3 separate regions of the Homo sapiens genome follow, and regions 1 and 3 are each linked to region 2. Evidence: chromatin loops called from intact Hi-C (ENCODE). Cell type or tissue: heart left ventricle. All regions are shown on one strand. Each heading gives the region's core, and the rest is flanking DNA. Links, peaks and the distances in the headings are about the cores only. Region 1 overlaps AKAP1 (A-kinase anchoring protein 1). Region 2 overlaps SCPEP1 (serine carboxypeptidase 1). Region 3 has its middle 31 kb from the start of AKAP1-DT.

What was found. Peaks named below come from ENCODE experiments on the same cell type or tissue, not always from the same donor. Only the 100,000 strongest peaks of a DNase experiment are listed, where the experiment ranks them.
Region 1: a loop joins it to region 2, with 4 times the contacts of the local background. A loop is called at or near these places in 46 of 110 quality-filtered maps.
Region 3: a loop joins it to region 2, with 2.6 times the contacts of the local background. A loop is called at or near these places in 19 of 110 quality-filtered maps.

Annotation. Positions count from the first base shown.
Region 1 is chr17:57,108,483-57,119,339 of GRCh38, forward strand. AKAP1 (A-kinase anchoring protein 1) reads left to right here. Exons shown (of 11, transcript NM_003488.4): 3 at 1,543-1,676; 4 at 3,316-3,442; 5 at 4,009-4,136; 6 at 5,977-6,154; 7 at 7,629-7,779; 8 at 8,378-8,445; 9 at 9,899-9,972; 10 at 10,500-10,562. Among named protein-coding and RNA genes, the nearest start is that of AKAP1, 29 kb to the left of the region's middle. RefSeq lists an enhancer at 387-988 and a silencer at 5,586-5,880. In heart left ventricle, for the core only: CTCF peaks have their summits at 1,568 and 5,747; DNase peaks (open chromatin) are centred at 1,289, 1,789, 2,694 and 5,756; H3K27ac peaks cover 4,620 bases.
Region 2 is chr17:57,005,347-57,016,203 of GRCh38, forward strand. SCPEP1 (serine carboxypeptidase 1) reads left to right here. Exons shown (of 13, transcript NM_021626.3): 13 at 827-1,422. The coding sequence ends at 889. Among named protein-coding and RNA genes, the nearest start is that of SCPEP1, 33 kb to the left of the region's middle. RefSeq lists enhancers at 4,635-5,264, 4,901-5,100 and a silencer at 10,762-10,857. In heart left ventricle, for the core only: a CTCF peak has its summit at 4,831; no DNase peak of the experiment used is centred there.
Region 3 is chr17:57,048,563-57,059,419 of GRCh38, forward strand. No RefSeq gene overlaps it. Among named protein-coding and RNA genes, the nearest start is that of AKAP1-DT, 31 kb to the right of the region's middle. In heart left ventricle, for the core only: a CTCF peak has its summit at 6,029; no DNase peak of the experiment used is centred there; H3K27ac peaks cover 2,617 bases.

The DNA.
Region 1 (10,857 bases), core at 1,101-9,100, 100 kb after region 2:
CAAGCCCCGCAGCCTTGTCTGCCAACTCTAGATGGATAGTAGTAGCTACTCAGACCTGTTGAAGTCTTCTGAGTTTAGGCTTGAACCTAAGCCGTGGTGATGGGCAGGGAGGTTTAGGGATGGCACGTGGAAATGAGGTAATACTGTCCACGAGCATGCGGTGGGTGCCAAGCACGAGGTTAGTGCCTCGCATGTACCTTCATGTCAGCCCTGCTTTGTTTGTGAGGAAGTTGAAGCTGAGAAGGGGACCAGGGACCACCCCACTGAGGGAGCTGGAAGCTGGCCTTTGAGTGCAGCCTGCTAGAGTCCGGGTGTGGTTCTGAGCCACTGCTGGGAGCCATCGGGATGGCAGGTGTTAGCCAGTCCCATTCTGTGGGGCAGAGGCTGGATACTGTGAGTGAGCAGAGCTCCCCGCCCCCTCGCCCAGCCCCTGTCAGCCTGTTATGCTTCCCGCAGGCTAGCCAAGCAGTCTTCCCCCAGAAGGGGTACTTTTCCCTGCATGAATCCTGTTCGAAGCGCCTAGTGTTAAGGGGGGAAGTCATTTTGAAGGTGATTCTTCCTTAGCTGGGAGCAGGATCTCTTGGGCCTTAGTTCTCTGCATCCAGTGTATGGGTTACTTGGCAAAGGATTATACTCAGGGTTTGGAGAAACCATGTGGAAGGTAACCTAATTGGTAGACTCTCAGGAGTGATCTATTTCTGGTGATTGAGTCATCCATATTTAAGCCAGGGCCACTTCTCTTGAGCTGATCTGGACCCGCTTTTTTGTGACGGTCCCTTTGGCACGCTCTTGAGTGAGAGTGGAACAGCCCAGGTCGGGAGCAGAGTCTGTTCCCATTGGGTTTTCTTGGGCATGAGCTTTGGCTCAGTCTTTTGACCAAGGGAGTATTTGAGCCAGAAGAGTGTTCAGAGTTGCATGAATCAGGCCTAAGCAAAGGGAAAGGAGACTCTCCTTTTTTAGTCCACATATGGCAGAGGAACGAGCGGGTCCCCGCTAGGTATAAGAATGGGGCCCTCAGGCAGGCCAGTGAGGACTTTGTCTAGCTCTGCTGGGCTGAAGGCCAGTACCTATGACCCTGGGACTGGGCCCTGGGGACAGGAGACTGACCCTTGGTCTGAGGGGGTAGGATAGTTGGAAGGGTGTCAAGGTGTTTGTGGTCCATCGGTCTGGCTCTCAGGACCATGTGGACCTCAAGCGTGTCTCCTCCCCCGCCCTCTGGGCTCCCCTTCCCTGGGCGCAGTCTGTCTCTTCCAAGTTCACCACTTGTGTCTCTGCTCCAGCAGCTGTGGCTGGGTGCGGCTGCCAATTAAGCAAGTGGGACTGTAAGTGACAGGCTAAAATTAGGTGTATCGACACCCCCAGTTCTCCTTTCATTGGGGTTGTTCTGAGCCTTCTAGACTGTAAGTTGACAGTCACCTGCCAAGCTTGAGGAGCGGGTGTGGGGCAGGGCCTCCTGGGAATGTGAGTTTGGGAAGTTCTTGGTTACTGGCTGCTCTGAGTGGGGTCTGTGTGTGTGCGTGCCTGCTGCTTCTTCCCCTGCAGGTTCTGACAGGAACAGCATGGATTCCGTGGATAGCTGTTGCAGTCTCAAGAAGACTGAGAGCTTCCAAAATGCCCAGGCAGGCTCCAACCCTAAGAAGGTCGACCTCATCATCTGGGAGATCGAGGTGCCAAAGGTAGGGGCGGAGTCCCCCAGGCTGGTTCTGTGGTAAGCCCAAAGCTCCCTGGGGCCAGGGCCATTAGACCTCAGGGAGGGAGGGGGCTGGGAGAGGGACAGTAAACCAGAAGGAGCCCTGGGTCAGCCAAAGGCCGCAGGGAAAGGACACGCTACACTTTGCCAAGGCTCAGAGAGCTTCCTGCAACATGGAATTCCTCCAGCTGCCTCCAGGAGCATCTTATTCTTGTACTTCTCAAACTCGCAGGCCTGTGTGTCTCCCTTGGGGGTGGTTCTTGCATATTCTGGGGCTCAGATCTATTTGGAAAAAAAACACCAAGGCCGTGGGGGCCAGCCAGAATCCCTTCACTGAGCTCTGCTCAAGTGCTCCAAGTGTATTTTATAATTGAGCAAAGCATAAATCCATATTTTAGAGAACTTGAAAAGTATAGAAATACATGCAGAAAATAAAAATCAGCTCTAATCCTACCCTTGAGAGTGACTGTGAAAGACTTTTATTTCCTTCTCATCTTGCACCCTGTGGTTTTTAAACAAAACTGAGATTATGTCGCTTTAATTAATACTTTAAATATTTAACAATTTAATTTTCGTGTGTTATTCTTTGAAAATGTAACTGTAACTGCATTATTCACTGTGTGGATGTCAGTTTACTTCATCAGTCCCCCATTCCTGAGTGCTTAAGTGGTTTCGAGCTTCTTGCTATTAGAACTTACAACATATTAGCTTGATCTTGATGTTTATCTCTGGGGCTCAGAAATAATTTGTCAGACCGCATTCTCCCAGGGCCCTGGGCTCTGTGCTCAGGTGGAGACTTGGCTTGGTCTGAACTCTGGGTCAGAGTGGCTGTTTTGACCCTGGGTTGCGAGGTCTCTTGGTGGTTTCCTCCCTGGGGGGCCCTGTTATCCGTCCTGCCTGCTTTTCCTTCAGTGGTTACAAAGGGCATGAAGAGAAAGGCTGTGCCTGAGGATGGACCATGTCCCCAGTAGCTCCTCCGGGAGGGGGTCGTTGGCGGTTGTGTGGGAGCCCATCTTACGTAAGGGCTAAGTTTGGCTGCTTCTATCTGCCTTGAACTCTGGCGCACTGGGCACTTCTGCATGCCTCCTGCTCTGCAGGCTTCAGCCTGCTGTCACTTGGCAGCGGGAGCCCAGGGTTCTTAGACCTTCATTTTCAAATCGAGCCCCTTTATCTTTGGATCTGAGTAGACTTGAGGGAGAGGGGCACGAGAAATCGAGAAACTGTGTGCTGGTGAAACTTCTCAGCATGGCTTTTAGAGGAGAAGATGCTGCTGCCTTTGCAGCTTTCCGGGTCTGGGCCACATTGTTGGGATGAAATGGGAACTGCTTGGTCCTGGAGCCAGACTGCCTGGTTCGACTTCCTGGTTAGCAGCTGTGTGACCTTAAGGTAGTTACTTAGCCTCTCTGGGCTTGTTTCCCCATATACAGAATGGTGATAAAGTTATCTGTGTTTCACAGGTACTATGAGTAAATGTAAGTGCTTAGAATAGTCCTGGAAAATAAATGCTGACATGGTAACAGCTAATATGTTTGAGCATGATCTTGTGTAAAACAGAAGTAGGTCTTTGGGTGTCCAGGGAATTGGTTTCCCTTTAACCCTCTCATCTCTTTTTGTCTTTCTGGAAGCACTTAGTCGGTCGGCTAATTGGCAAGCAGGGGCGCTATGTGAGTTTTCTGAAGCAAACATCTGGTGCCAAGATCTACATTTCAACCCTGCCTTACACCCAGAGCGTCCAGATCTGCCACATAGAAGGTCAGTAACATCTGCTGCTTGTATTGCCTCTTACCTGAAATATTAAATAGAAGTGAATAGCATCTGAGTTTCAATTGCTATCTTTTTGGAATAGGAAACCCTGCTTCTCATCCCAGGGAAGGGAGCATTAGGTATCTTCCCTGCAGCCTTTTCCCCATTTCAGGTGCCTGCGGGAGACTCAGGTCCCTCCCTACTCTGATCTTTGGCCAGGAGAAGTGTGGGTGCTTGGTTGGGCGGGGCCTGGGTCCTGGGTTCATAGTGCCCACCACCCCATAAAGGCTTCTCTCAAAGCAGAAGTGCCCTGTGTGCAATTCCCCCTTGGCATTTTCACAGCTGCCTGCCTCTTCTGTTGCATTGAAAGCATGGATCATAATGGCAGAGGTATCATTTGAAAGGCTTAGATGCCTTTCTTCCTAAAGCAGAGCTTAAGTGTTTTGTTACCTCAAAGATGCACTTGAACTCTATGCAAAGTCCAGTGGAGTGGGGTCTGTGGCTGTGTTTTTGTGAGTGTGGGTGTGAGTTTCCTCTTACAGTGATTGTATGTCCTGCCCCCATCCGCTATTTAGGCTCTCAACATCATGTAGACAAAGCGCTGAACTTGATTGGGAAGAAGTTCAAAGAGCTGAACCTCACCAATATCTACGCTCCCCCATTGCCTTCACTGGCACTGCCTTCTCTGCCGATGACATCCTGGGTGAGCGTGCTACTGGGTGATCCGGACTTCTTGCCACTTTCCCCCAAACCTACCCCAAACAAGAAACTCCCCAGACCTCAGGCTAAGAAGGCCAAGTGCACATGAGTGCCTGCGCCCTCTCTTCTCTGGCCTCTGCTGGTCGGTTCTGCTATGGGACTGTGTTCTGGGGACAGGGCTTAGGTGGTGATAGCGCTGGCAGGAAACCAGAGGCCTCTTGGTCCCCACATGGGAGGACTACTTTTCCTGGCTCTCCCCCTGGGCACCTTTTAAGTTTTCTAGGCGTTTGCTTAGAAAGGATGGTGTAGTTCGGACAGGAGATTGGGTGTGTCCAGGGTCGCCGTTCACCACCTGAGACCTGGGTGGGACTAGAATCATGGGTTTGGATGGCGCTTGTTCTTTCTTCTGGTTGAGTCAGGCCTTAACAGTGGCCCTGGTGAAGGATCTCCTTCCCCTTCCCCTCCCCAGGAGGTGCCTAAATTACAAAGAAGAATGAATACTCCCCACCAGGCCCGGAAGTCCAGTGACTCTTGGGAGGTTGCCCCAGGAGTTTGGCAGAGGGAAGAGCTGCTATCTCCAGGGCCCCTGTGTGCTGCTGACTGCAGGGTCTCTCAGGGCCGTGGCCCATATCCTGCCGTGTGCCTCTGGCCCTGGTTGGGTCTTATCTCACTGGGAGTAGAATTGCAGAATTCTGTGGGCCAACGACTGTTGACTACGTTTTACACAGATGGACAGATGGGCTGACTATAGCTCCAAGGAAATTGTCCTCCTTCGTGTTTTTTTTTTGTTTTTTTGTTTTTTTATGGATGGTAGGCATTTCAGTTTTGTGTCTTCCCCTTTGCAAAGGCCCTTGGGCTGGAGGGAAAGGATTGGGATATCTTTTTCCTGTGGATATGTGAGAGTAGGCTGAATACCACTTTATGCTTTACTCCTGAATCAAGAGTTTTTTCCCAGGAGGCTCGGTCGTAGACTCACTCTCTTTTTTTTTTTTTTTTTTTTTTTTTTGAGACAGAGTCTCACTCTGTTGCCCAGTCTGGAGTGTAGTGGCATGATCTTGGCTCACTGCAACCTCTGCCCACCAGGTTCAAACGATTATCCTGCCCCAGCCTCCTGAGTAGCTGGGATTACAGGTGTGCTCCACCATGCCCAGCTAATTTGTATGTTTTTAGTAGAGATGGGATTTCACCATGTTTGCCAGGCTGGTCTTGAACTCCTGACCTCAGGAGGGTAAGCAGTAGGAGGGAGAGCAAATAGGAAGCAGACTCTGCTAGACCTTGACCATGGACCTGACCTGAGGCCACTGCTTGCTCTTGGGAGGGCAGCGTAGATGCTGTCAGACCATAGGCTCCTGGGGTTGTCTGCCAGTCCACAGGAGTTGGCTAAAGGGCCTGGGGCCTGCCTACTGCTTATTTTCAGGAGTCTTGTTCTCAGCGGCCACCTCATTCCTGTGTTGCCCTCCCTGGGTCTTATAGATTCATCAACAGAAGTGGGAGGGAGGGCACTGCTGGTAGGTGGACCCTGCCCAGGCCTGTGCAAGGCCCAGCACTACCTCCGCAGTTGCTTCTTGGTTGCCCAGTGTCTGTGGGACCCTCCCTGCCTGGCCCTGAGGTGAGACTGCCCCTAATGGCTGCTCGTGGTATTGCAGGACAACAGCCACAGGGGTGTCGAACACTTTCTGTTGTTAAAGTAGTCCTTCAACCTCTACCTTCTGGGTGCCATGTTGTCTTGAGTTGCCCTTTTCAAAGATATGCTAGCCCAGAGACTTGCCCTTGGGTCTCGGGACTTATTCAAAGATGAGATAAGAAGGATTGTTTCAGTGACCGCTCCCCCTTCCCCTCTACAGCTCATGCTGCCTGATGGCATCACCGTGGAGGTCATTGTGGTCAACCAGGTCAATGCCGGGCACCTGTTCGTGCAGCAGCACACACACCCTACCTTCCACGCGCTGCGCAGCCTCGACCAGCAGATGTACCTCTGTTACTCTCAGCCTGGAATCCCCACCTTGCCCACCCCAGTGGAAAGTAAGCAGTGCCCTGAGGGGTCGGGAAGGGGGACCCCTGGGGTTGCCTGTTCTGCCCTGGATCCTGATCAGGAGGAGGCTGTTCTGCGATCCTTCATGGAAGCAGCATCCTTCAATTCTTGCCATTGTTATGGAGCTGGGGTGGGTTTCCTGGCAAGGCAGAGCTGGGGTTTCCACTGGCTGGCAGAGTGATGGGTGTTGGAGTAGAGTTTTGACACAGGGATTCAGATCCCAGCTCTGCCACTAATTTTTTTTTTTAATTTTTTCTTTTTTTTTTCCCTCAAAGCCAGTGTCATAGTATCTGCCACCTATTTATTATCTGTTAAAGGGGGTGATACCCACTTGTTCCAGGAATTAGTGTTGAATACTGTATGTATTACATATAAAGCACTTATGCATATAATGGTTACCACAAAAAAATCCCCAAGTCCAACAAGCCTGTGCAGCGTGTTGGGTCATCTCCATTTAACAGATGAGAAAACTGGGCCTCAGGTGACTTGCCCAAGTGAGCAGGATCTGGGGTCTGAGCCCAGCCTTTGTCATTATTATCTTTGTTGTCCTTATCACAGAGGATGGAATGTCAGAACATCACCCATTCCTCACCAGGGGATGGCAGGGTCACTCAGTGCAGTAGAAAACCTTCTGAAGTGATCTCTGTAGCCTTTTGTGTGGATTTTTTCCTTTTGGAAGGATAAGGACTTAGTTTTCATTGGCTTCTCTAAAGTTGCCTTAACCCAGCAGTAAAGACTGAACTGGAGCCTGAGGGGTAACTGCCAGGGGTTCTCTCCAAGGGTCAGGACCCAGCACAGTCAGCCTCATGTCACAGGTCCTCATCCTGGCCAGCGTGGGCAGCTGTTGGGGTGCTGCTGGGAACGTTTACCTCCTGGTCTCGTCTGCCTCTGACCCACAGTGGGTTAGTGACTCCTTGATCCTGGGTGGCTGCCCAGGTGCTGTCAGCACCTTCCAGAGGCAAAGGCTAGAAGAAGGGGGTTTAGGCCCAGGAGGCCCCTTCTGGTCAAGCTCTCCAGCTGAGTTGTGGGCTGGAGCACACCCTAGGTATGAGGATGCTGAGATCTGCTGCACTTGATTTCTTCAGGGACTTTCTTTTAAATGTAAGGCTGGCCCTGGCCCCCATTCCCCGAGTGCTATATTTACTTGGTTTATTCCTATTCATCTGTGTCCCTCTTGGGTCCCAGAAGTTTTGGAGTAATGGATCTAGACTGAATGCTTCTCAGTCTGGATGGCCTCGGGGGCGGCACACTTGCTAGGCTGAACTTCTCACATCCAGGTTTTTCCCTCGGCTGGTCTTGGGCTTGGGGGAGGCTTTGCTTGGGGCCGGTTGCTGTTCCTGTCCCCTGCACTGTGGAGGTTGCAGGCCTCTGAGAGGTAACGCAGGGAGGTGGGTAGTGGCCAGGTGGCCCTTGGTGCCCTGCCCTGGCCCAGGCGTTCCACGCACTCTGCTCCCTACCCTGCAGTAACGGTCATCTGTGCCGCCCCTGGTGCGGACGGGGCCTGGTGGCGAGCCCAAGTGGTTGCCTCCTACGAGGAGACCAACGAAGTGGAGATTCGATACGTGGACTACGGCGGATATAAGAGGGTGAAAGTAGACGTGCTCCGGCAAATCAGGTGAGCGGAGATGCCTCAGGCAGGCCTACGCCCTGCTTGTTCTGGGATGCGTGATCTCTGCGTGGCTGGCTCAGTTGTGCCAGGGCTTGGGTGAGGGTTACTTCTTCCCTCCTGCTGCCTACTGTGTTTTAGCAGAGTCTGATAGAAACAAACTCGATTACTCGCTTAGCCAAACTGAGCTAGAAGGCCTGTATTGTGGAAGAATCCCCAGCATCATCCTTCAAAAGTGAAGCTGGGCCAGGCGTGGTGGCCTGCTGCAAATCCCAGCGCTTTGGGAGGGTCACTTGAGTGCAGGAGTTCAAGACCAGACCGGGCAGTATAGCGAGACCTCATCTCTACAACATCAACAAAAAAGGAAAAAAGTGAAGCAGGCTCCTTTTTAGGAATTTGTCATAGGAAGTCCCTCTGAGGTCAGGCTTGCAGCAGGGTCGGCTGGCTGTGTTTGGGTGTGCTGTGAGCCGTGGCCTCCTGCAAAGTACGAACCCTCTGCTTTGCTGCATCCCAGGTTATGGGCGTCACTGTACAAAGATGAATACTGGCTTGGAGTGGAGTCAGCCTTCATGTCCACATTAAACTTGTTCCTTTCTTGCCTTCCCAGGTCTGACTTTGTCACCCTGCCGTTTCAGGGAGCAGAAGTCCTTCTGGACAGTGTGATGCCCCTGTCAGGTAACAGCTGAGGCCTTTGGCTTGGGGGATTGTTGGGGACAGTTGTTGAGAGTAGGTCTTTCTCAGAGCCTCCGTTCTCACCTGGAGGATTTATGCTAACATAAGTTGCTACCACTCAAGAGTTTCTGACTGAATAGGTCTGGGCTTAGGCCCAGGAACTTACATTGCTATCAAGTTCCCAGGTGAGACCAGTGCTGCTGATCCTTTGAGATCCACTGCTCTAGACTGTACTCAGACCTCAGGCATCAAGGGGCTTCCAACAAAGGCACTTTCCAGATTATAGTCCAGACCCAGAGTCTTAGCCCCGGTGGTTGAGGGCGTGCTGGTCACTGATACTGCTCAGCCAGGCCATAGCTCCATAGGGCACAGTGGGGACACCCTATCTGGTGTCTTAGACTATGAAAGCATTGTCAGAGGGAAGAGGACTGGCAAAATCTTGGGTAAATGACTTAGCCTCAATTTTCACCCCAGAACATGGGAATGGTACCTGTCTTTGATGCTGGCTGTGAGAATTACATAAACCTAAGATCTGGTGTGTAGAGGGTGGCGAAATGGCAGCTGTTTATGGCTAGGAATTTTATATTTGTAGGTGATAGTTCATCCCATCCCACTCCCTCCCCAGGTTTGCCCCTTCTGATCTCCTTCTTGCTTGTCTTAAGCGATTTGCATGCGTTAGAAATACTACAGTCTAGCTGGAGTCGGCTTAGAGGGAGCACTGGGGCAAGATCTTTGTTTTGCTTCTTTTATTGCTGTTGCCCCTCCTTCCTCTCTGCTTCTGTCCATCTAAGCGATCTGTCCAGACCCAGCTGAAACTTTCTCCTTCGTAAGATTTTCCCGGATCTTCCTTGGTAAACCCCTGTCTCTCCCATCCTTGCCACTGCTTGCCTTGGGTATGGTGTTCTATGTAACTTTTGTAATCCAGCAAAGCTGAATGCTGCCGCAGCGCCTTGCCCACTCTGAGTGGCTGGCCTTATTGGGCTGTGTGGCCAACTGCCTGGGTTTGATTCCCACCTTCACCACTTGGGAGCTGGTTGACCTTCAGGAATCCACCTTTGCCTCAGTGTTCTCTCCTGTAAAGTGGGGATAGCACTTGGTGTTACTAATTTTGTGGAAGAACACATATGCTCTGCACTGCCAGCATCCGAGTTGGTGGGGGTGGGGGTGGTGCTGCTGCTGGTGGTATTGGTGGTGGTGTTAGTGGTGAAGTTTCTGTCCATCTGTTGTCTGTGCTGCACCAGTGGGCAACATGCAGTAGCGGCCCTTAGTTTATCCACTGGGAGTCATATGGAGGCCTAGGCTCTGTCTCTGACCTGGGTGGATCTCCCCAGTGCAGTTCTCAAGTTCCACAGCATCTGAAGCATTCTACTTGGAATGCACCTGAAACTTGTGTACATGACAAGGGTGCCTTGCCTCAGTGAGAGCCTAAATGCCGCTTTTCCTTTTCCTCCTGAAGACGATGACCAGTTTTCACCGGAAGCAGATGCCGCCATGAGCGAGATGACGGGGAATACAGCACTGCTTGCTCAGGTGTGTGGTTGGCAGGGGTGGGGGAGGCAGGCTGGCTGGGTTCTTGGGAACTGACCTTTCAATGCCTTCTTTCCTGTGGCTTGGCCCTGGATTGACCAGCAGTATTTAAGGAAAGGTGCATGAAGTAGCTAATACTTGATATTAGTCTGTTCTCACATTGCTGTAAAGAAATACCTGGGACTGAATAATCTATAAAGGAAAGAGGTGTAATTGACTCACAATTCTGCGGGCCTGGGGAGACCTCAGGAAACTTACAATCATGGCAGAAAGGGAAGAGGCACGTCTTACATGATGGGCAGGCAAGAGACAGTATGTGAAGGAGGAACTGTCAGATACTTATAAAACCATCAGATCTCATGAGAACTCACTATGACGAGAACAGCATGGGCACACCGCCTCATGATCCAATCACCTCCCACCAGGTCTCTCCCTCGACACATGGGGATTATGGAGATGACAATTCAAGATGATATTTGAGTGGGGACACAAAACCTAACCATATTATTCTTTCCACCCCCCTTCTTCAGGTGACAAGTTACAGTCCAACTGGTCTTCCTCTGATTCAGCTGTGGAGTGTGGTTGGAGATGAAGTAAGTTCTGCCCTTCTTTTCCTTCTGTGTTGCTGGCCCGAAGTAATGGATTGATTAGGAGCTGGTCCTGGGATTTGTTTCCTCTTGAGTTAATCAGAGGATATAACTGTAGACAAGCACCTCCTAGGGAACACTTTGGATGTCCTGATTGGCAGTGGTGATGTCAGTGTCCTCTAGTGGGTAGAGGCCAAGGATGCCACTAAACATCCCATAGTATTCAGGACAGCCCCCCACAGCAAATAATTATCCAACCGCAAATGTCAATAGCGCCAAGGTGGAGAAACCCTGTGCGAGA
Region 2 (10,857 bases), core at 1,641-9,640:
TGTCACATATAGAACAACAGATCAGTTGGGGACAGGCTTAAAATAGCCCTTGGAGACTGTTGTTAAGTCGTCCCCAAACCACTTCCCCTTTCATTGATTAAATGACATTTTAGGATAACCCACCTTGCCTGTGCCTCCTGGGGACTCTTGGCAGAAGAGTCAAGGATGGGTGTGCCATAGAGAATCATGGAGCCAGGGAATTACATAACGGGGAGACCATATACTCCAACCCCTTCTGTGTAGGGAGAAACTGAGGCCTCTGCCCTTCCCCCTTTTGATGCTGTGTGGGAAGGAAATTTTAAAGGACTTATTCTAAAAATCTGAGGGAAAACAAAAGAAAGTTGAATAACTGCGAAAATCGGATGCCACCCAAAGGGCCCTGTTTGTTTTTATTATTTGCGGCTCTCTGCTGTGAGCTCCCTTCTCAGCCATTTCTCTATTCTCAATCCGGGATCCCTTCTAGACAGATGCCTTTAAAATGTTTAGAATCTTCCTTCTTCCTTGAACAGGCTAGGTCTAGTATCATTAGCATGACCCTTACCAAGAAATCAACAGATCAGCTCCAAATGGAGTAGAAGGTTCTTGTCTTAAATGCTGACTTCTCCAGGTCCCTGCCACCCAGCCCAGTCAGGGCCCAGAAGAGCTTTCATCCAGTGCAGGAGTCATTTTCAGGAAGGACCCTCTCTCAGGGATGTGCCCAGGTGTCTGCACAGGTTGCTGTCACAGAGCTGGCTCCCTTTTGGGAGCAAGGTTTCAGGATGTTGCCTCTGACCCCAGCCCCAGGAATAGCACCAGGAGCACTAACTCAGATGTTGTTTTTTTCTAGGTTCCTTCTGACCAAGGGGACATGGCTCTGAAGATGATGAGACTGGTGACTCAGCAAGAATAGGATGGATGGGGCTGGAGATGAGCTGGTTTGGCCTTGGGGCACAGAGCTGAGCTGAGGCCGCTGAAGCTGTAGGAAGCGCCATTCTTCCCTGTATCTAACTGGGGCTGTGATCAAGAAGGTTCTGACCAGCTTCTGCAGAGGATAAAATCATTGTCTCTGGAGGCAATTTGGAAATTATTTCTGCTTCTTAAAAAAACCTAAGATTTTTTAAAAAATTGATTTGTTTTGATCAAAATAAAGGATGATAATAGATATTATTTTTTCTTATGACAGAAGCAAATGATGTGATTTATAGAAAAACTGGGAAATACAGGTACCCAAAGAGTAAATCAACATCTGTATACCCCCTTCCCAGGGGTAAGCACTGTTACCAATTTAGCATATGTCCTTGCAGAATTTTTTTTTCTATATATACATATATATTTTTTACCAAAATGAATCATTACTCTATGTTGTTTTACTATTTGTTTGACATATCAGTATATCTGAAACACCTTTTCATGTCAATAAATGTTCTTCTCTAACATTTTTAATGGCTGTGGAGCATTCTACTTTATGGTTGTACTCTAGTTTATTTACAAAATTCCCAGTTGTTTCCGACAAGTATAATAATTTCTAGTTTGTTGCTATTATACATAGTGCTCTGTTGATTCACCCTGATAGTTAGATTTTTTTGTACCTCCTTATTTTCTTAGAATAAATTCATAAAAGTGTAATTATTTAGTCAGAGGATTGCCACATTTCCTTAAAATCAAAATAATTAGCTCAGGACTTTTAACTTTTTATTCATAGCTCAAGATCTACATAAGGAGGTTTGATGCCGTGGCTCACACCTATAAACCCAGCACTTTGGGAGGTCGAGGCAGGAGGAATGCTTGAGCCCAGGAGTTCAACAACAGCCTGGGCAACATAGGGAGACCCCATTTCTACAAAAAAAATAAAAACATTAGCCGAGCATGGTGGCACACACCTGTAGTCCCAGCTACTCAGGAGGCTGAGGCAGGAGGATCACTTGAGCCAGGGAGGTTGATGTTGCAGTGAGCCATGATCAAGCCACTCACTCCAGCCTGGGTGACAGAGACCCCATCTCAAAAAGAAAAAAAAATCTGCATAGGGGATCTAACAGCTTCTAGGACTGTCTGAAAGAAATATCACCTCTTGTAGTTGCAGGGCTGAGATTTTATTTATTTATTTATTGAGACTCTGTGACCCAGGCTAGAGTGCAGTGGCACAATCATGCCTCAAATGATCCTCCTGCCCCAGCCTCCCAAGTAGCTAGTACCACAGGCAAGCACCATCACATCCAGCTAATTTTTAAAATTTTTTCGTAGAGTTGGAGTCTCACTATGTGGCCCAGGCTGGTCTCGAACTCCCAGGCTCTAGCAATCCACCTGCCTTGGGCTCCCAAAGTGCTGGGATTACAGGCATGAGTCACCAAGCCTGGCCAAAGGCTGAGATTTAAAAAAACAGCCAGGCACGGTGGCTCCAGCCTGTAATCCCAGCACTTCGGGAGGCCAAGGCGGGCAGATCACGAGGTCAGGAGATCGAGACCATCCTGGCTAACACGGTGAAACCCCATCTCTACACACACACACACACAAAATTAGCCAGGCGTGGTGGCGGGCACCTGTAGTCCCAGCTAGTTGGGAGGCTGAGGCAGGAGAATGGCGTGAACCCGGGAGGCAGTGCTTGCAGTGAGCCGAGATCGCGCCACTGCACTCCAGCCTGGGCAACAGAGCAAGACTCTGTCCCAAAAATAAATAAATAAATTAATTAATTAAAAAAAATAACAAACCCAAAGCTTATTCCTGCAGACTGTGAGGAAACAGTTAACAGCAGGTTATGTCTACGTGACTAACCCCTTCAGACCCTGAGACTAAAAACAGGCTCCTGGGACAGAGACTACACATGTCCCTATGGTTCACTGTTGGCAAGAACTCCAGTGTGCCCATGGAAAGCAAGAACCTTAGAAGCCTGTGCTGGATACCCCTGGACATCACCCATGTGTATCGTTTTTACCTGCCGCTTTTGATATGCATCTTTTGTTACAAAAATGTTAGCTATTAGTATAACCTGCTACTGAGCCTTGTGAGTCTTGGTGAACCATCCAACAAAGCAGTGAATCATAAAGCAAGTTGAATTCCCAACCTCACAGAGTCTCTTCTGTTAAAAGTTAGTGCATTGATTGAGAAGAAATGTAATTCTGAACATTGAGATGAGTCACCTGCACAGATGAAGCTAGGGGACCTCAAACCTTTTTGGCCATTAGAAGCCGCCCTTCCATTGCTGTCCGGGCAGGTTAATCATGTCTTGTCCTAAGATCTTGTAGTAAATTCCTAGACTTGCCCAGGGCTCTTATTCCTGCTGTATAACATTCTCTCTCAACCCACACCCCTACCTTCCTAGGGAATCCCTGTGATCAGTTGACAAAGGAAGACAACTCTCAGGCTTGATTTACAGACGGGGCTCCACAGTATGCATGCATCACCTGAATGTGGACCGCTATGGCACCACGGCCACACTCCAGGACAGCCCTGAAAGATGGTGTGAAGAGAAATCCTCCCAGTGGACAGAACTTGGAACAGTGCACTCAGCTCTTCACTTTCCCTGGAAGGGGAAATGAACAGAAGAATAAGTGCACCAATTCATGATTTAGCTGGGTATTTAGGGACTTGGAAGAAACTTGATTAGAAGGCTGGGCACAGTGGTTCATGCCTATAATACCAGCACTTTGAGAGGCTGAGGTGGGAGAATCCCTTGAGTCCAGGAGTTCAAGACCAGCTTGAGCAAGATGATAACACCCTGTATCTACAGAAAATAAAAACATTAACTCAGCATGTTGGTGCACCTCTGTGGTTTCAGCTGTGTAGGAGGCTGAGGTAGGAGAATCACTTGAGCCTGGCAGGTTGGTTGAGGCTACAGCGAGCCATATTTGTACTCCAGCCTGAGTGACAGGGTGAGACCTTGTCTCAAAAAGAAAAAAAACTTGATTAGAAAATTGATGACAAGAAGCTCTGAGGAAGAGGTATGAGATTAGATCTCTGAATGGCCGAGTATGAAGATCATTGTTTTCCATCTGAATACTCAACTAGGGCAAGGGAAGATTTTAATAATCAGGTGGGTAGATGACCCATTCTGTGGCTATTAGCCTCCTTCAGCCATTCCTGTAGACTCATGAACAAAGTGGCCATGGCGGCGGGGATGGAGGCTATGCATGGGCTTGGCAACATGTGCTTCCACTTACTAAGGGTGACCTGGTCACAGCCACTGCTGAGTGCCCCATCTGCCAGCAGAAGAAACAACACTGAGCCCCTAATGTGGCATCACTGCTGAAGAGATCAGCCGGCTACCTGGTGTTAGGCTGATTACATTGGACCACTTTTATTATGAGGCAGGCAGCACTGTGTTTTCAATGGAATTAACCCTTGCTCTGGACATAGATGTGCCTTCCTTTCCCACAATGCTTCTGCCAAAACTAGCATCTGTGGACCTACGGAGTGTCTCATCCATGACTATGGTATTCACAGCAAATGAAAGGCAGCAGTGAATTTACACAAGTGGAATTGACTGCTCTCACCATGTTCCCCATCCTCTTGAAGCAACTGCCCTGACAGATGGTTGAATGACTGAAAATTCAGTTACAGGGCCAGCTAGGAGGGGATAGATTGCAGGGCTGGGGTGCTGCCCTCCAGTATGTGGTACATGCTCTAAATCAACCGCCTTGTTTCTCCCATACCCAGGATTCATGAGTCCAGTTATCAAGGGATAAAAATGAAAGCGACTCCTCTCACTGTTAACCCTAGTGATCCAGTGGTAGAATTTTTGCTTCCCATCCCTGCAACTTTAGGTTTTGCTGGTCTAGAGGTCTTAGTTACAACGGGAGAAATGTTTTCTCTAGGAGACACAGCAGATAATCCGTGGAACTGGAGCTTGAAGCCACCATCTGGCCTCTTTGGGCACTGCATCAACAGGCAAAGTGCTGTCTGCAGTGATTGATCTGACTATCAAGAGGAAATGGGGTTGCTCCTACACAATGGACGTAAGAAGGAAGAATGCAGGAGATCCTTTGGGGCACCCCCTAGTACTGCCATATCCTGTGATTAAGGTCAATGGAGAGCTACAACAACCCAATTAAGACCGCTAATGGCCCAGACCCTTCACAAAAGATTTAAGTCATTCCATCAGGCAAAAAGCCACGACCAACTGAAGTGCTTGCCGAGGGCAAAAGATACGCAGAATAAATCATAGATGAGGGCAGTCATAAGTACTATGACCTTGTGACCCACTGTAGAAACGAGGACTGTAATAATTATGAGTATTTCTTTCTTCTTTTGATGTGAATCTATTTTAATAAATATTAACAAAAAAACTTTTTTTTTTGAGACAGGGTTATGCTCTGTCAACCAGGCTGAAGTGCAGTGGCACAATCACAGCTCACTGCAGCCTTCACCCCCCACCTCCCTGGGCTCAAGTGATCCTCCCACCTCAGCGCCCCCAGTAGCTGGGACTGCAGGCATGCACCACCATACCCAGCTAATTTCTGTATTTTTTGTAGAGATGAAGTTTTACCATGTTGCCCAGGCTAGTCTGAAACTCCTGGGCTCAAGTGATCTGCCCGCCTCTGCCTCCCAAAATGCTCTGCCTCCCAAAATGCTGGGATTACAGGCATAAGCCACAGCTGCATCTGGTGAACCAAATATTTTTGTTTTTATCTCTCATTCCTTTATCGTCTCTGATGTGCTAATAGTATTTAACCTTTTTTGTTTTTCTTTTTTAAGACAGGGTCTTGCTCTGTCACCGAGGCTGCAGTGCAGTGGTGCAATCACGGCTCACTGCAGCCTCAATCTCCTGGGCTCAAACGATCCTCCCAGGTAGCTGTGACTGCAGGTGCATACCATTGTGCCTGGCTTTTTTTTTTTTTTTTTTTTTTTGAGACAGGGTGTTGCTATGTTACCCAGGCTGGTCTTCAACTCCTGGCTTAAAGCAATCCTCGCAGCTTGGCCTCCCAAAATGCTTGTACCTAACTTTACATATAAATATTTATATTACAAGATGTCAAGGAAGGAATGTGAAACAGCTAGTAAAAGAATGAGCATCATCCAAAGACAAAAAGTGGACTCTGATTCTCTTCTGGGGAAAAAGATGTGTATTTCTGGGTATAGGAAGGACAGTTGTGTCATGGTAAGCAGAGTATGACTTTGTTATTGACTTTATTTGGAGATTAAGTGTGGTTTAAGGCAATGTTATGGGTGCCAAGTTGACAAGGGGTGGACTGTAGTGTTTTTGTAATGTTTCAACTTGCCTAGGCTAACTTTTTCAGAATTACCTTTCTTGTATGTTTCTGATTAGGGTGGCCCACAAGAGAAATTCTTCGGAAAATGTGGAGGGTGAAGTGAAGCAGCAACAGTTTTTCATTCATGCATGTTATCGTTTTTCTGCTGGCTCAGCTCAGCTGAGCTCAGCTGCTCCCCCTTCCCCCGGATCCTCCTAGAGCATGTCTGCTTCCCGGGCCAGGTGAGTGTGCTTAGCACTAAGAGGGACCCAAGAACTGACATGCGTTTCAGTCCCATGGACTCCATCTCTTGCTTGTGGGATTCACATTGTTCTTGTCCTTCTCCACTTTACATTCCTTGTTCCTTCCTGACTGCTTGCCCTGTGTACTTCAATCTCCAGCATCAGATTTGGAGACAAAAGCCTTATGAAGACTTCTTAACCAGCTCCACACTGCATAAGTCAAATCCCTGTTACACCTTCCCCCATACGCACGGCTGTGCACATGCAAACACGCACACACCGTTCTGCTTCTGAAATTGAATCCTTTTTTATTTTTGAGATAGAGTCACTCAGGCTTTAGGGCAGTGGTGCGATCACAGCCGCCTCGAACTTCTGGGCTCAAGCCATCCTCCTGCCTCGGCCTCCCAAGTAGCTGGGACTATCGGTGCGTGCTACCACTCCCAGCTAATTCTTTTATTTATTTATATATTTATATATTTATTTATTTACTTATTTTGAGACAGAGTCTCGCTCTGTCACCAGGCTGGAGTGCAGTGGCATGATCTCGGTTCACTGCTACCTCTGCCTCCTGGATTCAAGTGATTCTCCTGCCTCAGCCCCCCGAGTAGCTGGGATTACAGACGCGTGCTATGATGCCCAGCTAATTTTTGTATTTTTAGTACAGATGAGTTTTCGCCATGTTGGCCAGGCTGGTCTCCAACTCCTGGCCTTGTGTGACCCGCCCGTCTTAGCCTCCCAAAGTGTTGGGATTATAGGCATGAGCCACTGCACCCGGCCACCAGCTAATTCTTTTTTAAGTTTTATTTTTGTAGAGACAGGGTCTGGCTATGTTGGCCTGGCTAGTCTCAAACTCCTGCCCTCAAGCAATCCTTCCACCTCAGCCTCCCAAAGTACTGGGATTACAGGCAGGGACCACTGTGCTCAGCTGCTGATTGAATCCTGATTGATACAAAACTTTATTATTTTAATGGCTTCAAAATTCTCCACAATTGGAATCTGCATATCTGATGTCTTTCCGTTGCCTATACTTGTGAGCAACAATTGATCAGATACTCTCAAATCACATCGTTCTTAGTGTTGCCACCTAATGTTGCTGAGAAATTTGAAACCAATTCACTTCTTTTTCATCTTTGTAAATAATGAGTTTATTTTATTTTATTTTTTATTATTTATTTATTTATTTATTTTGAGACAGGGTCTCACTCTGGTTGCCCAGGCTGGAGTGCAGTGGCGTGATATTGGCTCACTGCCTCCCCCATCTCCTGGGCTCAGGTGATTCTCCCACCTCAGCCTCTAAAGCAGCTGAGACTGCAGAGGCCTGCTGCCAAGCCCGGCAACTTTTGTTTGTATTTTTAGTAGAGACTAGGTTTTACCATGTTACCCCAGGCTGATCTCGAACTCCTGGACTCAAGCTATTCGCCCTCCTTGGGCTCCCAAAGTGCGGGGATTACAGATGTGAGCCACCACACCTAGCCAACCAGTTTAATAAATGGTTGCTGTAAATTTTTTTTTTTTTTTTTTTGAGACGGAGTCTCGCTCTGTCGCCCAGGCTGGAGTGCAGTGGCGGGATCTCGGCTCACTGCAAGCTCCGCCTCCCGGATTCACGCCATTCTCCTGCCTCAGCCTCCCAAGTAGCTGGGACTACAGGCGCCCGCCACTACGCCCGGCTAATTTTTTGTATTTTTAGTAGAGACGGGGTTTCACCGTTTTAGCCGGGATGGTCTTGATCTCCTGACCTCGTGATCCGCCCGCCTCGGCCTCCCAAAGTGCTGGGATTACAGGCGTGAGCCACCGCGCCCGGCCAAATATTTTTGTTAAATTATGTAAACCGGGAACGTCTGATGGTTACATTGATGTTTAGCTTTTAATGAATTTTGCCTGATGTGTCGTGAGCTTTTAGATCCCCAGGCTCTGATCTTCAGTTCAGCAATGCTTTCCAGTATTTATTTGAATATTGTTTTAAGATATTTTCCCACTTTGTTGTCCTTTAGCTTTCATTCTAGATACTTTTTCTCCAGACTCCCGTCAACATCATTACTTCATTTTCGGTAATGTCACTCTAGACTTTGAGTTTCTTTTTTTTCCTTTTCCTTTTTTTTTTTTTTTGAGACGGAATCTCCGTCTGTCACCAAGGCTGGAGTGCAGTGGCATGATTCCAGCTCACTGCAACCTCCGCCTCCTGGGTTCAAGCAATTCTCTTGCCTCAGCCTCCTGAGTAGCTGGGACTACAGGCGCCCACCACCACGCCCGGCTGATTTTTGTATTTTTAGTAAAGATGGGGTTTCACCATGTTGGCCAGGATGGTCTTGATCTCTTGACCTCGTGATCTGCCTGCCTCGGCCTCCCAGAGTGCTGGGATTACAGGCATGAGTCACTGCGCCCGGCTAGACTTTGAGTTTCTAAAGGATTCTTAACTTCTATAATTATCTTTCTCCTTAATTTATTTTCCCTAGTTATGCCAGCTGCTGTTTCACCTTATCTTTTCATCTCATTTTACATTTCTTATTTCACAGGCTCCCGGTTTGCTTTAATTTCCTTGAGAGCGAGAAAAGTATTTGTAGTTTCCCAGTGCAAAGCTTCCAAGGGATGTTCCTCATTTATCTTTTGTGCTTTGTGTTAATTTCCTCCATTTTAGTTGCAGGTGTTTTTTCCCTATGTTTATGTGTTTGCTTTTTTATGTGTCTGTATCTTTGAATGAGGGCAGTTATATAATCATCTAATTGATTATCTGGTTATTTTTCAGATTGTCCACTTAATTCTTATTCAGGAAGCCTAGATGTGGCGGAGCTATATGGTCCTCACAGTTCTTCAGTTGCCTAAGGGCGGTGAATGCCCAGCTCTTGGATAATAATTATTGGGAACTTATTTCCTGTGTCCCTTAGGACTTAGGGAGTGTTTCCTTCCTAATGACATGAGTGCTCAGAATTTGTTGTGTTCCCAGCTTCAGGATGAACCCAAAACTTTGGTAAGATGCAAAGTCCATGATAAATCCAGGGACTCCTTATTTGATGAATATATTAGTTATCTATTACTGTATAAAAAATTACGCAGAAGGCCAGGCATGCTGGCTCATGCCTGTAATTCTAGCACTTTGGGAAGCCAAGGTGGAAGGGTTGCTTGAAGCCAGGAGTTCAAAACAAGCCTGGTTAATATAGCGAGGCCCTGTCCCTATTAATTTTTAAAAAATTAAAATAAATAAAATACCCAGAAACTTGGTGGCTTAAAACAACATTTATTATCTGACGGTTTCTGTATGTGAGGAGTCCACCTGTGGCTTAGCTGGGTCCTCTACTTTAGGACCTCTACAAGACTGCAATCAAGGGTTGGCCAGGGCAGCAGTCATCTCAAGGCCCAACTAGGGTAGAATGTGGTTCCAAGTTCAGCCATGAGGTTATTGGCACGATTCGCTTCCTCATAGGCTGTTGGGCTGAAGGACTCCCTTAATTACTTGTCATGTGGACCCTTCCATGGGCAGCTCACAATATGGCAGCTGGCTTCATCAGATAGACACAGAGAAAGAAAGAGTGAGAGAGCCAGAGAGAGAGAGCATGGGCAAATGTGCAAGACAAAGGTCACGATCTTTTTTTTTTTTTTTGAGACGGAGTCTTGCTCTGTCCCCTAGGCTGGAGTGCAGTGGTGCGATCTCGGCTCACTGCAAGCTCCACCTCCTGGGTTCACGCCATTCTCCTGCCTTAGCCTCCCCAGTAGCTGGGACTACAGGCACCCGCCACCACACCTGGCTAATTTTTTGTATTTTTAGTAGAGACGGGGTTTCACCATGTTAGCCAGGATGGTCTCAATCTCCTGACCTCGTGATCTGCCCGCCTCGGCTTCCCAAAGTGTTGGGATTACAGGCATGAGCCACCGTGCCTGGCCTAGGTCATGATCTTTTATAATGAAATCTCAGAAGTGACATCTTATTACTTTTGCCTCTTCTTTAGAAGCAAGTCTTTAGGGAGGACTTAGAAACAAGAAAAGGGGAAGAAATCTTTTCTCTCCCAGCTCCTCAACCCTCAACACTGAATGTTCCATGTGCCTGGCTTTCTGGAAACCTCCTGCCCCTTCTACCTAGCTGCTTTCTGATTTCTCTTCAGCTCTCAGAATAAATATGAATCTCTCAAGAAGCCCTCTCTGATCCCCCAAGCTAAGGTAGAACCCTGTTTTGCTCACTCTCTAAGCACTCTACCTGTACTTTGTAATCCTCAGTCTTCTTAAGACAGAGTAGAAACAGGGCTCGGTTTCAGCTCACCTGCTCTAGAGCATTCTTTCATGCATCCCCACTGATCCCAAAACCCACACCACTACCTCACTCCTCTTTTACTTAAAGAATTCCAGCATGGTTCTTAGGAGATAATGAAGGTTGTGGAGTGTCCCACCTAGGGAAGGGATGCTGCACAATTGATTTGCAGCCTTGTTGCTGCAGGCCAGACCACCAAGTGGCCCATTACTCAAGA
Region 3 (10,857 bases), core at 1,695-9,694, 43 kb after region 2:
CTCTACGAAAATAAAAATAAAATAAAAATTAGCCGGGTGTGGTGATGTGCACCTGTGGTTCCAGCTACTTGGGAGGCTGAGATGGAAGACTTGTCTGAGCCCAGGAGTTTGAAGCCACAGTGAGCTGTGATCATGCCACTGTACTCTAGCCTGGGTGCTGAGTGACAGAGTGAGACCCTGTCTTGAAACACACACACACACACACACACACACACCAGAGTAATGTGTAATTTTCAGTTGTACTTTATTTTGTTTTATATGTGACAATATGTGCTACAGTGGTCTTTGGTAGCTTGAGTTTTCATAAAGGTAAAGGATATAATCCTCACAAATGTCAAAGATCTACTATAGATATAATAGGCAATGTATTTAATCAATTGCCAGTAACATTTTATGGAAAATGTAAAGATACTAGTTGATGTGTAGTCTGTGGATAGACAATAGTTCTCCTGGCTGGGTGCGATGGCTCACACCTGTAATCCCAGCACTTTGGGAGGCCGAGGTGGGTGGATCACTTGAGGTCAGGAGTTCGAGACCAGCCTGGCCAACCTGGTGAGACCCCCATCTCTACTAAAAATACAAAAATTAGCCAGGCATGGTGGCGCATACCTGTAATCTCAGCTACTTGGGAGGCTGAGGCACGAGAATCACTTGACCCCAGGAGGCGGAAGTTGCAGTGAGCTGAGATCACACCACTGCACTCCAGGCTGGGTGACAGAGTGAGACTCCATCTCAAAAAAAAAAAAATTATCCTTTAACTATCACTAGAAGCTGGGAACTCTGTTTTACACTATAAGTATCCCATTTCAGCTCCTACATTATTTGTCATCTATTTTACATGTAGGAAAATCAAGGCTCAGAAAAGTTAAGTAATTTGCCCAGGGTCACAGAGCTAGCAAGGGGCAGAGTCTGTATTTGGACTCAGGTCTGGGTTGGCTACAAAGTTTGAGCCTTTATTTGATTGTTTGTTTGTTAGAGACAGGCTCTCACTCTGTTGCCCAGGTTGGAGTAGAGGTACGATAATGGCTCACTGCAGCCTAGAGCTCACAGGCTCAGGTGACTCTCCTGCCTCAGTCTCCCAATAGTTAGGACTATAGACATGCACCACCATGCCCGGCTAATTTGTGTGTGTGTGTGTGTGTGTGTGTGTGTGTGTGTGTGTCACAGAGACAGGGTCTCGCTATGTTGCCCAGGCCGGTCTTGAACTCCTGAGCTCAAGCGATCCTCCTGCCTTGGCCTCCCAAAGTGCTGGGATTACAGGTGAGCACCTCTGCACCTGGCTGAAAGCTTGAGTTTCTGTGTAGTAGATATTTCATTACAGAATGGATTCTCTGGAAGCAGAAGCTATGATGGGAATGGAAAATAGAAAGGTTTATTGGGGAGCAACACCCATGGAAGGAGACCTATCAAAGTCTCTACCAGCCAAACAGGAAGCTCTGAAGCAAAAACTACCCACTGGAGGGGTCCAGCATTGAGCAGAGATGGCTAGGCCGTTCTTCCACCCCCTTGCCCAGTCATTGACTAGGGAGAATGTCCCAAGAAGAGCATGATCTCAGCTGGAAAGCTGAGCTGGACTTGAAGGCTGTCAGTGAACTGAAATCTTTGCAGCTGGGCAGTGAGCCCACCCTTAAATGGGGATCTGAACAGTGCATCTCCTTGTCTGCCACAGGCTCTAAAAATTGTCAGCACTCTTTCACCCAAGAAAAGGCACTGCATTAGTTATCTATCGCTGTGTAACTAATTGCCACAAAATGTAGTCGTGGAAAACAACAAACATTTGTTATCTCACAGTTTCTGTGGGTCAGGAATCCAGGCATGGCTTAGCTGGGTGCCTCTGGCTGACGGTCTTTCATAACGTGGCAGTCAAGCTGTCAGCCTGGACCGCAGCCCCCTCCAAAGACTCAACTGGATGGAGAATCCACTCCCAAGCTCACATTTGTTGTTGTCTACAGGACTCAGTCGCCTCATCACATGAGCCTCCCCACAGGGCTGCCTCATGACATGGCAGCTGGCTTCCTCTAGGGTGAGCAATCCAAGAGACCTCAGTGAGAAAGAGGACCCAAAATAAAAGCCATGGTCTTTTATAATTTTGGAAGTGACATTCCATCCCTTCTGCTGCATTCTATTTCTTAGGAGTGAGTGAATATATCCAGTGTACAGTCGAGGAATGTACAAATACAAGAATACCAGGAGGTGGGACTCCCTGGCGGCCATCTGAGAGGCTGCCTCCCATATTCAAATAAATAACACTGTGGCAATAATAAGATTGGCTCCCATGTATTGAGCAGTTGCTATAAATCAGGGGTGGTATTAGGCCCTTACATACATGATCTCACCATGTCTCCTGTGTTCACTCAGGATTCATTAGGCACCAGGCACTGCAAGTTCTAGAGAACAGAATGGCAAATGAGGAACACTCCTGCTCTTGAGGTGCTCATGTCTACAGGAATAATTTGTTCTGATTTTACAAAGGAGGACAAGAAAGGTCACACACTAAGTGGCTGAGCTAGGAGGCCCAAGCTGCTCAATGTGACTTTGAGGCCAGAAATGTTTGTGAAGACAGCATACTCCTGAATCCACCATCCCGGAAAACATCAGCAGGCACCAAAAAGGCCTCTTCACACATTGTCTAAGAACAATTGTGAGGAAGAAACAAGTCACAAAGAATATATACAATATCATTCCTTTTTCTTTTTCTTTTTTTTTTTTTTTTTTTTTTTGAGACAGGGTCTTCCTCTGTTGCCCAGGCTGGCATGCAGTGGCGTGATTTCGGCTCACTGCAACCTCCACAGTGTTCAAGCAATTCTCCTGCCTCAACCTCCCGAGTGGCTGAGATTACAGGTGCCTGCCACCATGCCCAGCTAATTTTTTTGTATTTTCAGTAGCGGCAGGGTTTTACCACATTGGCCAGGCTGGTCTCGAACTCCTGACCTCAGGTGATCCACCTGCCTTGGCCTCCCAAAGTGCTATTACAGACATGAACCTCCACACCCGGTCTAATTCCATTTATATGATATTCACAAACTGATGCTTGTTTATGGGGCACATTTAGTTGTAACACTAAAGAGGAAAGAAAGAAAACGGTTTCCACAAGTTAGGATAGTGGCTACTTCTGGGGGAGGGAAGGAGATGGAATAGGGGGACACACAGGGGCTGCTGGGAGGGGGCTGAATACTATTCTAGACCTGGTGGTGGTTATATGGGTGTTCAATTTATAATGACAATTGAATGACACATATATGTTTTCTTTACTCCTCTGCATGTATGACGTAGCTCACAAATAAAATAGCAACAAGAACTATTGTGTTGAGTGGGAAGCGATTTGCAGGGTACTTGCCTATGCCTGTGATGGAAGGCAAAGAGCTCTCCTTTTCAGAGACACCGGGGATACGATGTCTTCGTGCCTCTGGCAAATCTCTCACACAGATGGCTCGAAGCCTGGTTTACCACTATGTCCTTAATGTGTGTTGCACCCAAAATAAATTCTGAGGAGGACAGTGCTTGGTGAGATCATCTTGCCATTTGATACACGTGTCTGAGCAAGTTGGTGTTTTTTCTATTCCTGAGCCCACTGCCTAAGAGTGAAACCTGATTCACATTGTAACAATAGCCACTCAGATCTTCACAAAGCAAAGAGAAGCTTTATACAAAAGGGTGAAGGAAAGCTCACTCCTAGGATACCTCTGATTCATTAGGCTTTAATGGATTCCATTCAAGAACCTGTCAGAAAAGCCAGGTGCAGTGGCTCACACCTGTAATCCCAGCTGCTTTGAAGGTTAAGGCAGAAGGATCCCTTGAGCCCAGGAGTTCGAGGCTGCAGTGAGCTATGATTGTGCCACTGTGCTCTAGCCTGGGGGACAAAATGAGACCACATCTCTAAAAAACAAGGAGGAAGGAGAATTTTATTACTTAATGGATATAGAGTTTCTGTTTTACAAGATGAAAAGGGTTCTAGAGCTGAATACTGGTGATGGTACCAGAACATTATGAATGTATTTAATATCACTAAAGTGTACACTTAAAAATGGTTACAGTGGGCTGGGCATAGTGGCTCGTGCCTGTAATACCAGCATTTTGGGAGGCCGAGGTGGGTAGATCACCTGAGGTTAGGAGTCTGAGACCAGCCTGGCCAAGATGGCCAATGTCTCTACTAAAAATACAAAAATTAGCTGGGTGTGGTGGTGCGTGCCTGTAATCCTAGCTACTCTGGAGGCTAAGGCATGAGAATCGCTTGAACCTGGGAGGTGGAGGTTGCAGTGAGTCGAGATCACGCCATTGAACTCCAGCCTGGGTGACAGAACAAGACTCCACCAAAAAAAAAAAAAAAAGGTTACAGTCGTAAATTTTATGTTGTGTGTATTTTACCGCAATAAAAAAATGGGGGAGGGGGGGATATGTGGCATCAAGCCAGGAAAAAACATGGAGGTTTGTAACCAGCCTGGGAAAAACAGTGAGACCCCCATCTCAAAAATCGAAAAACAAGACAAAACAAGGCCAGGCGCGGTGGCTCATGCCTGTAATCCCAGCACTTTGGGAGGCCGAGGCAGGCAGATCACGAGGTCAGGAGTTTGAGACCAGCTTGGCCAAGATGGTGAAACCCCGTCTCTACTAAAAATTTTAAAAAAAAATTAGCCAGGTGTGGTGGCGGGCGCCTGTAGTCCCAGCTACTCGGGAGGCTGAGGCAGGAAAATTGTTGAACCCGGGAGGTGGAACTTGCAGTGAGCTGAGATCATGCCACTGCACTCCAGCCTGGGCGACAGAGTGAGACTCCATCTCAAAAAAAAAGGAAAAAAAAGAAAAACAAGACAAAACAAAAAAGACATAAAGACATGGAGGAAACTTAAATTCATATTGCTAAATATAAGAAGCCAATCTGAAAGTAATACATATTGTGTGACTCTATAACTATATATAATATATTATATATTTATATATAAAATATATAATATATATATTTTATATATAAATATATTTTATATATATATATATATATATATATATATATATATTTTTTTTTTTTTTTTTTTGAGACAGAGTCTGGCTCTGTGGCCCAGGCTGGAGTGCAGTGGCATGATCTTGGCTCAATGCAACCTCTGTCTCCTGGGTTTGAGTGATTCTCATGCCTCGGCCTCCCGAGTAGCTAATCCCTGGCAACCAGTGATCTTTTTACTGTCTCTGTAGTTTTATATTTTCCAGATCATTGTCAGGGTGCGTGGCTCATGCCTGTAATCCCAGCACTTTGGGAGGCTGAGGTGGGTGGATCACCTGAGGTCAGAAGTTCAAGATCAGCCTGACCAACATTGGAGAAACCCCGTCTCTATTAAAAATACAAAAATTACCCAGGCATGGTGGCGCATGCCTGTAATCCCAGCTACTTGGGAGGCTGAGGCAGGAGAGTTGCTTGAACCCAGGAGGTGGAGGCTGCAGTGAGCCGAGATTGCGCCACTGCACTCTAGCCTGGGTAACAGAGGGGACTCTGTCTCACACGAAAACAAACAAACATGCAAAAAAACACAATCATATTCCTCTGCAAATGTGTCCTCCAACTTTTGTCTTGGCTCAGCCCAGCAGCATTTTTGCATATAACTGTCCTGAATTCACCTTCTTTGTTATCTGGTTCTGCAGGCGGGTGACTCAGTTACAAAAGGTGAGGTTTGCAGGGAGGTCCTAAGGGAATTTGATGACAGTGAAGGGGAACTCTGAAATACTGATCCAGCCACACTTACAAACACTGCTGCTATGGCTGGGAGTTACCTCTATAGAGCTTGAATCCTGTGCTGTTAGAAGCCTTCTTCTGCAGGAGTGGCCTTGGTTTTATTGCTTCTTAGCGGTTGGGAACCAGCTTCCTGCCAACTGTTTGGAAGGACATGCCCAGTTTCCAGCTCTGGCTAGATATGAAAGTGAAAGTTTCTGAAAATGATCTTTGCTGGCTGGGATCTGAAGCACCTGTCAGGAGGAAGAACAGATTGGCCCTAACTCGAGGGTGCTCCCAAGTGGCTGTGGATCAGCTATGAGTCCCTTGCAGGGAGAGGCAAGAAGTGTGAGCAAAGCTACAGGTAAATGAAGAAACGGGAGACGTCTGAGACATAGCATCCATTTTATTTTTCCTTTTAGTCTTTTGGGCTTGCAGCAGTCAATATTTTTAATTAAAAAAGTTAATTTACGAATAAAAATTGTATATATTTAATATGTACATGATTTGATATACATATACATTATATAATGATCATCACAATCAAATTAACATACCTGTCATCATCCATAGTTACCACTGTCTGTGTGTGGTGGGCTAAGGTCATTTAAATTCTGTTCCCTCATCAAATTTCAAGTAATTGATACAGTAATGTACACTATGTTGTAAATTAGATCCCCAGAACTTGTTCATATTATAAATGAAAGTTTGTACCCTTTCATCAACATCTCTTCACTTCCTTCACACCCCAGCCTCTGGTAACCACCATTTTACTCTGCTTCTATGAGTTCAACTTTTTAATTTTTAAATTTTTATTTATTCTATTTATCTATTTATTGAGACAGGGGCTTGCTCTGTCACCCAGGCTGCAGTGCACTGGTGGTACCACAGCTCACTGCAGCCTTGAACTCCCAAGCTCAAGTGGTCCTCTGACCTCAATCCCCCAAGTAGCTGGGACTATAGGCACATGCCACCACACCTGGCTAATTTTTGTATTTTTTATAGAAATGGGGTTTTGCCATGTTGCCCAGGCTGATCTCGAACTTCTGAGCTTAAGCAATCCACCTCAACCTCCCAAAGTGCTGGCATTGCAGGTGGGAGCCACCACGCCAAGCCAAGTTCAACTTTTTTAGATTCCACAAACAAGTGGAATCATAGAGTAATTGTCTTTCTGTGCCTGGTTTATTTCACTTAGCGTAATATCTTCCTGGCTCATCCATGTCCCAAATGGCAGAAAGTCCTTTTTAAAGGCTGAATAATGTTCCGCTATGTATGTATATATACCGCATTTTCTTTATCCATTGATCTGTTGATGAACATGGGTTGTTTCCACATCTTAGCTATTGTGAATAAGGCTGCAATGAACATGGGGGTGCAGATATCTCTTTTAGATACTGATTTCATTTACTTTGGATATACAGTTGACCCTCCATATCTGTAGTTTCCAAATCCATGGATTCAACCAACAAAGGATCAAACATATTTTAAAATATTGCATCTCTACTGAACATGAACAGACTTTTTTTGATTGTTGTTTTTTAAACAATAGAGTATAACAACTATTTAGGCCATGAGCAGTGGCTTATGCCTGTAATCCCAGGACTTTGGGGCCAGGCACAGGGGCTCACGCCTATAATACTAGCACTTTGGGAGGCTGAGGCAGGTGGAACACCTGAAGTTAGGAGTTCGAGAACAGCTTGACCAACATGGAGAAACCCTGTCTCTACTAAAAATGCAAAATTAGCAGGCGTGGTGGTGCATGCCTGTAATCCCAGCTACTCGGGAGGATGAGGCAGGAGAATCACTTGAACCCGTGAGGTGGAGGTTGCGGTGAGCCGAGATCACACCATTGCACTCCGGCCTGGGCAACAAGAGTGAAACTCCATCTCAAAACAAACAAACGAACAAACAACAAACAAACAGTGTATTACAACTATTTAGGCCATGGGCAGTGGCATATGCCTGTAATCCCAGCACTTTGGGAGGCCAAGATGGGAGGATCACTTGAGCCCAGGAGTTCAAAACCAACCCGGGCAACATAGGGACACCCTGTTTCTACAAAAAGTAGAAAATTTACCCGGACACGGTGGCTCATGCCTGTAATCTCAGCACTTTGAGAAACTGAGGCAGGAGGATCACTTGACGTCAGGAGTTTGAGACCAGCCTGGCCAACATGGCGAAACCCCCATCTCTACTAAAAAATACAAAAAAAAAAAAAAATTAGCCAGGCATGGTGGCACGTGCCTGTAGTCCCAGCTACTTGGGAGGCTGAGGCAGAAGTATCGCTTGAACCTGGGAGGCGGAGGTTGCAGTGAGCCAAGATCATGCCACTGCATTCCAGCCTGGGTGGACCATAGCCTGGGTGACAGAGTGAGACTTCCTTTCAAAGAAAAAAAAAAAGTAGAAAATGTAGGCTGGCACAGTGGTGCACACCTGTAGTCTCAGTTACTCAGGAGGATGAGGCAGGAGGACGCATTGAGCCTAGGAGGTGGAAGCTGCAGTGAGCTGTGTTGTGCCACTGCACTCTAGCCTGAGTGACAAAAATGATTTACATAGCATTTACATTGTGCCGAGTATTATAAGTAATCTAGAGATGATTTAAAGTATATAGGAGAATGTGCACAGGTCATATGCAAATACTACAACTTTTTTTTTTGAGACAGCGTCTCACTCCATTACCCAAGCTGGAGTACACTGACACCATCATGGCTCACTGCAGGCTTGATCTCCTGGGCTGAAGCAATCCTCACACCTGAGCCTCCTAAGTAGCTGGGACTACAGGTGCATGCTACCAATCCCAGCTAAAATACTACAACATTTTATATCAGGGACTTGAGCATCTGTGGATTTTGGTATCAATGTGAGGTCCCAGAGCTAATCCCCACTGATACCAAGGGATGACTGTATACCGAGAAGTAAGATTGCTGGATTATATAGGAGTTCTATTTTGTGATACAGACTCCTTGACTGTAACTTGCACTGGTGGGCCAGAAATGCCAGAATTACAGGGTAAGCTGAAGCTTAGAGCAATAAAGCACTAATAAGGCACTAATAAATGATAGCTAATATTTATTCAGCACTCACTCTGTACCAGGCATTGGGCTAAGTGTTTATGTGAAATATCTCATTCAATCTTCACAACAATCGTAAAAAGCAGGTATTATTTTTGTCCCCATTCTAGAGACAAGAAAATGGAGGCACAGACAAATTAACTAACTGGCTCAGGTCACAAAACTAGTATGTGATAGAGCTGGGATTTGAGTCTGGCTTGCTGGACTCTAGAGTCTGTCCTCTTAAACACTATGCTAGTGAGGAGCAAGGCAAAAAGATTATAAAAAGAAAGTGCTTCTCAAATGGCTATAATGGTTTTTAGCCATTACTGCTTAATGAGAAGTATAGACAGGTCTATTGATGAAGAAAGAAAAAGAACCTAAAATTGGAGGTGAAGTGGTCATCAAAGAACAAAAGGTCAACAAATTGAGTTTCAAAAATCTGATTAGCTTTTATTAGCAATTCATGAACCACGCAGCATCCAATCTACAAAACAGAAAGGAGCGCCAATGAGCTAGACAGAATGGGTAAGTTTTATAGGCAGAAAGAGACAGAGGAAAGCAGGAACAATGAACAAATGGTGGATTAATCATTTCAAGATTACTTTCCTTGTAAGAATGTAAGTGAAATCTTACTGGCTTAATAGGATTTGGTTATCATCTCTCTCCTGATTTCTTGAAGATCTGATCTTACAAGTAAGCAACTTTGGTTTGGTTTGATGACATGGAACTTCAGCCTTGTTTGGGGCCTGCCGTTTTTTTTCTTTTCATACCAGATAGGTAATGTTCAAGACCAGCCTGACCAACATGGAGAAACCCTGTCTCTATTAAAAATACAAAATTAGGCCGAGTATGGTGGCTCATGCCTGTAATCCCAGCATTTTGGGAGGCCGAGGCGGGCGGATCACAAGCTCAGGAGTTCAAGACCAGCCTGGCCAACATGGTGAAACCCCATCTCTAATAAAATACAAAAATTAGCTGAGCATGGTGGTGAGCGCCTGTAATCCCAGCTACTTGGGAGGCTGAGGCAGGAGAATCGCTTGAATCCGGGAGGTGGAGGCTGCAGTGAGCGGAGATTGTGCCATTGTACTCCAGCCTGGGCAATAGAGTGAGACTCCATCTCAAAAAAAAAAAAAAAAAAAATTACCTGGGTGTGGTGGCGCATGCCTATAATCCCAGCTACCCGGGAGGCTGAGGCAGGAGAATCGCCTGAACCCAGGAGGTGGAGGTTACAGTGAGCCGAGATTGTGCCACTGCACTTCAGCCTGGGCAACAAGAGCAAGACTCCGTCTCAAAGAAAGAAAAAAAAACGGAAAAAGGGATGAAGAAGGGTAAGTGGCAGGTCATGCATGCACTGACTCCTCACATATTGGCTCTCATGTCCTTTGTCAAAGCAAGTCTCATGACCATACCTCACTTCAAAGAGAGCGTGGAAGTACATGCCTACTGCATGTTTGGAAAAGGAAAGAGAATATTTGTGATGAAAAAAAAAATCAAGCATGATGATATTTGTGTCAATGACAGCTCAATGTTTATAGAAAACAGTGGACATTTTCTAGGTTTTATAGAAATTATGTGATGCAAGAATGTTTATCATGTAATACAGATTTTAAAAAATGCATTAAATGACCAGGCATAATGACTCATGCCTGTAATCTTAGCACTTGGGTAGGCTAAGGTGAGAGGATCATTTGAGCCCAGGAGTTTGAGACTAACCTGGACAATATAGTGAGACTTCATCTCTGTAAAAATAAAAATAAAAATAATTATATATTTTAAAATGCACTAAATGATCGCCACGTAGAATGGAGAACTCAAAATGAGGTTACTACTTTAATTGGTTTTAAAGTGACAGAAGAAATCATAGACAACATATTTAGAAGTAACTCTTACTCAGTTTAAATAGATTATATTATGGACAAAAATCATGGACAACATGTATCATGTAGTATACATATTGATGAACAACCAGAAGGGAGAAAAAACAAAGATATTGAAATCAATTAATATTTCATTGGTTGTACATCTGCAGTAATCATTACATTCAGTTATCTTTGCTATTTCCCCTACTTTCAGTCATGTAAAAACCACAGTTCTATGAAGTTTTAAAATTTC